Linked DNA regions of Homo sapiens: region 2 is linked to region 1. A link is a loop called in an ENCODE intact Hi-C map of the cell type or tissue named here. Cell type or tissue: body of pancreas. All regions are shown on one strand.

Evidence for each region. A loop is a pair of places that touch in the nucleus more often than their neighbours do. Peaks named below come from ENCODE experiments on the same cell type or tissue, not always from the same donor. Only the 100,000 strongest peaks of a DNase experiment are listed, where the experiment ranks them.
Region 2: a loop joins it to region 1, with 3 times the contacts of the local background. A loop is called at or near these places in 18 of 110 quality-filtered maps.

Annotation. Positions count from the first base shown.
Region 1 is chr14:75,302,562-75,305,061 of GRCh38, forward strand. No RefSeq gene overlaps it. Among named protein-coding and RNA genes, the nearest start is that of LINC01220, 9.4 kb to the left of the region's middle. RefSeq lists an enhancer at 1,658-1,827. In body of pancreas, a CTCF peak has its summit at 1,137 (motif pointing left); a DNase peak (open chromatin) is centred at 1,120; H3K27ac peaks cover 1,063 bases.
Region 2 is chr14:74,945,021-74,947,520 of GRCh38, forward strand. It overlaps PGF (placental growth factor), which reads right to left. Exons shown (of 7, transcript NM_002632.6): 5 at 1,359-1,388; 6 at 1,193-1,255. It overlaps LOC107984690 (a long non-coding RNA gene), which reads left to right. Exons shown (of 3, transcript XR_001750826.3): 2 at 220-2,500. Among named protein-coding and RNA genes, the nearest start is that of PGF, 9.3 kb to the right of the region's middle. RefSeq lists a silencer at 1,439-1,488. In body of pancreas, CTCF peaks have their summits at 387 (motif pointing right) and 1,507 (motif pointing right); DNase peaks (open chromatin) are centred at 381 and 1,521.

The sequences.
Region 1 (2,500 bases):
GGGTCTGATTTTTGCTCACAATTGTATCCCTGATGCCCAGCACACAGTAAGCAATCAATAAGCATTTATTGAAATGGAAAAAGCCTATGCCTTTTTTTTTTTTTTTTGAGACGGAGTCTTGCTTTGTCCCCCAGGCTGGAGTGCAGTGGTGCCATCTCGGCTCACTGCAACCTCCACTTCCCTGGTTCAAGTGATTCTCCTGCCTCAGCCTCCTGAGTAGCTGGTATTACAAGTGCGTGCTACCACATCTGGCTAATTTTTGTATTTTTCGTAGAGATGGGGTTTCACCATGTTGCCCAGGCTGGTCTCGAACTTCTGACCACAAGTGATCTGCCTGTCTCGGCCTCCCAAAGTGCTGAGATTACAGTCGTGAACCACTGCGCCCGGCCAAGCCTATGCATTTATGACCAATGAAATGCTTTTACACCCTCTCCTGTGGCTCCAATTCCATCTTGATTGATGTTGGTTGCTTGGTCGAAGGAACAGGACATTTGGGGGCTTCAAGGGAGGCCTTAGCCAGCTCCTTTCCTACCCTCTTTTCCTTTGAGGAAGAAGCTTCCCTTTCTATGACTAGACACTTTCAACCAGTACTTCTCAAATTTTAATGTGTCTATAAATTACCCCGGGGATCTTCTTTTTTTTATTTTTATTTTTTATTTTGAGACCAAGTCTCACTCTGTCGCCCAGGCTGGAGTGCAGTGGCGTGATCTCGGCTCACTGCCACCTCCGCCTCCCGGGTTCAAGCCATTCTCCTGCCTCAGCCTCCCAAGTATCTGGGAGTACAGGCACTCACCAGCACGTCCGGCTAATTTTTGTGTTTTTAGTAGAGACGAGGTTTCACCATGTTGGCCAGGCTGTGTGTCGAACTCCTGACCAGCAGGAATTCCTGATCCACCCGCCTTGGCCTCCCAAAGTGCTGGGATTACAGACCTGAGCCTCTGTGCCTGTCCTTCGACCGGGGATCTTCTTAACGTGCAAATTCTGAGGCAGATCTGGGGTAGGATCGAGATTCTGCGTCTCTAACAATCTCCCAGGTGAAGTCCATAATGCTAATTCCAGGACCAAGGCTTTCACATTTCGGCATCTGTGATCTACAGGCCACTGGGATTTCCACGCTTTAGGTTGAGTCGCTGCGCCCCCTCTTGACCACTAAAGGATATGACAATCTTCGACCGAGGGGATAAAGACACCGTGCATGAATTGTAAAACACATCACACTCTTGGGGAATAGGATCTTCTCTAAAAGCAAATGGGCATACGGATTCCGATAGCATTAGTACATTTATTCTTCATTTTAATTTAATTTTATTTTTTGTAGAGACAGGGTTTTGCCATGTTGCCCAGACTGGTCTCGAATTCCTGAGCTCAGGCCACCCACTCGCCTCTGCCTCCCAAAGTGCTGGGATTACAGGCATGAGCCACCGCGCCCGGCCTGCAGAGTGTATTCTTAAGAATAAATTGGGGTGGGTGTCGTGGCTTACGCCTATAATCCCAACACTTTGGGAGTCCGAGGCGGGCGGATCACGAGGTCAGGAGTTCAAGACCAGCCTGGCCAACATGGTGAAACCCTGTCTCTACTAAAAATACAAAAATTAACCGGGTGTAGTGGCGGGTGCCTGTAATTCCAGCTACTCGAGAGGCTGAGGCAGGAGAACCACTTGAACTTGGGAGTCGGAGGTTGCAGTGAGCCGAGATGGTGCCATTGCACTCCAGCCTGGGTGACGAAGCAACACTGTCTCAAAAAAGAAGAAGAAAAAAAAAAGAATAAATTTTCTGATCGGGCCTGGTGGCTGCGACTATAAGTGTGTGCCACCATGCCTGCCTAATTTTTGTATTTTTTTGTACAGACATGGTTTCGTACAAAACCTTGTCTCCAGCTCCTGGGCTAAACACTCTGCCTTCCTCGGCTTCCCAAAGTGCTGGGATTACAGGTGTGAGCCACTGTGACCAGGCCTCCTTTTTTTTTTTTCTTCCTATTTTTTATATATGGTGGTAAAATACACACAACATTTGCCATCTTAACCATTTTTAAGTGTCCAGGTCAGTGGTATTAAATACATTCACAATGTCGTGCAGCTGTCACCACCATCCCACCATCTGTCTGTCTCTAGAACTCTGTCTCCTAAAACTGAAACCCTGTACCCATTAAACAGTAATTTCTTATTCTTCCCTCTCCCCAGCCCCTGGCATCCACCATTTTACTTTCTGTTGCTATGATTTTAAGGGACTTTATATAAGTGGAATCATACAGTGGGTATCCTTTTCTGACTGGCTTGTATCACGTAGTATAATGGCCTCAAGCTTCATTCAGGCTGCAGTATGTGTTGGAATGTCTTTCCTTTTTAAGGCTGAATAATATTCCATTATACATATACACCACGTTTTGCTTATCCATTCATCATTGATGGACATTTGGGTTGCTTCTACATTTTAGCTATTATGAATAATGCTGCTATGAACATGGGTGTACAAATATCTCTTTGAGATCAGCTTTCAGTTT
Region 2 (2,500 bases), 360 kb before region 1:
AAGCGATTCTCCTGCCTCAGCCTCCCAAGTAGCTGAGATTACAGGCATGCACCAACACGCCCAGCTAATTTTGTATTTTTAGTAGAGATGTGGTTTCACCGTGTTGGTCAGGCTGGCCTCGAACTTCTGACCTCAAGTGATCTACCCACTTCGGCCTCCCAAAGTGCTGGGATTACAGGTGTTAGCCACTGCGCCCGGCCACTTTTGAAATTCTTTCAGGAGATTCCCGAGTGAAATGTCTGAAGACTGCTGCCTTGGGAACAGGAGCCACGGGACACTTTCTGCCTCCGGCTGCCGGCGGGTAACTCGGGCCTGGATGGACTTCCCTGCCAGCTTGTTTCCCAAATTGCCGCGCGGGCCCAGAAAAGAGATGAGAGCATAAACCCCTAGGGGGCGCAGTCCCCAGGATCCCTGTCTTCATGGAGTGGGGCTCATGGGGTCAGGGCTTGGGTCAACTCCACTCCATAGCACGAAATGACTTCCTGGAGTCACGTGCGTGGGGGAGGCTTAGCCCCTGAAGGAGAGCCACCTCTCTTCAGTGACTGATTGACTGTGCACGTGAAATATTTTATTTTTTCTATTTACTCTCACAGATTTGGGTTTTCCCTCCTCTCATCCTTCTCTCCCAGCCACACTCAGGCCTGGGGCTCCATTCTGCTGCCCACAAGGTACGAAGTGGGTTAGAAGCAGCAAGGGGACCCACAGGCAAAAATACTCCTGGGAGACAGTGGCGAGGGGCACATGTTCCCCGGGGCTACTAGGAAGTGGCCCCAGATAACGTCTCAGCTGATGACAGACTTTTAATCACTAAAAGGTAAACACTAATGTGCAGGAATCCTGTTTGTTTGCTCACAGATGTACCTGACACACAGTAAGTGCTCAGTAAATGTTTGTAGAGTGACTGAATGTTTGCTGGACCTCCTGCCCCTCATTCTACACAGAGAAAAGCTAGGCTGACAAAGGTGAAATGATTTGTTGAAGGTCAATGGAAACCTAGGGCTAAGCCGGGACAAAAACCAAGGTCCACTGATGCTTCCTGGGCCCTAGAGTCTTGAGGAGGTGCAGCTCCCTGTTCTGCCCCCAAGACTGGCCTCAGTCCTGCCTCTCCCCCTCCCCAACCTAACCCTGGCGGCAAGGCGGGGCTCCCCTCGGGCCCAGCCTCCTCGCCATCCCTGGGACCCCGCACACTCACAGGTGGCAGTCTGTGGGTCTCTGCTTCTCTCTCCTCCTCTTCCCCCTGCCCTTGGGTCTCCTCCTGCAATAAGCCAAGCGTCAGGACAAGGTGGCTGGGGAACCCCATGCTAGGACAGAGGCTGGCAGGCCCGAGAATAGCCCCGAGCCCCAGCCAAACCACTTACCTTTCCGGCTTCATCTTCTCCCGCAGAGGCCTAGGGAAACAGACAGAGAGAGGGGCAGAGGAACGTTAGGAAAGCAATAAGTGGGGCTCCCTGCCGCCCGGACAGGTCCCCTCCGACATCCCCAGTCCTGGTCCTGCAGCTGACACTGAGGCCACTAGGGGGTAGCATGGAGTTGGCAAGGGAGAGGTGGCCAGAGCCTCAAGGCTTCACTCCCACTCCAGGCTCTGGTGACCCCACCACGAGAGGGACAAATCAACCTCCTGGGGACCCCTGCCACCCGCTTCTGCACTTCTCAGCCTCTTGGCATCAAATTTGGTTGTTTCTGTCTGTTCTCTGTTGCTTTTTCTTTCTCACTTTCTTTGCTGCTTTTTTCCGTTCCTTCCAGGGTGCATTCTGGGAATTTCCTCAGGGACAGGAGATGATGGCCAGACAGCGGACTGGCTGCCTGTCAGGGCACAGCCCCACTCCATCCGGAACAACATGGGGAGTGAGCGACGGGGTGGGAGGAAGGAGGGAGCATCAGCCCTGAAGTCACCAGGCATGTCTGGGCTCTGCCTCCCAGGGCTGTGGCTGTTGGCCCAGAAGCAAGAAGAAAGGTGTCCCTGTTGCCTGGCCCCTGGCAGGGGATAGGGCCTCAGTCTTCACTGGGAACAGTGGGTAGAGACATGGGACAGCATGGTAGCAGTCAGCTTTGGGGCCAGGACATGCTACCCTCAGCTGGTTCCTCCCTTGGGAGCCAGGGCAAGGTACCAGGGCCTCTTGGGACTGTCTGGTTGTACCTCTCCATATTGGGCAAGTGACAGACACTCTTGGAACCTCAGTCTCTTCATCTGCCTGCCCCAAAAGAGTGGCTGTCAGGGCAAAGGGGATGGAGAAGGTGACTCTGGGTCACCACCCAGCATTGCACCCAGGAGGGTTCATTACCGAGCTCTTGTTATATGGCTAAGCTCTGGCTTGGAGGGATGGGTGGAAACAAGTTGAGGCAGGGTCTCCAACACTCCAACAAAAGGGGCAGCCATAGCCCTGCCCAGGAGGCAAGGCTAAGCCTGGGGGCTATTAGAAAAGTGGTCATGGCCATGAAAGGTAGCCTGAAAAACGAAGGCTTACGAGTTAGGTCAGGGCCCAGAATCCCTCCTCCCACA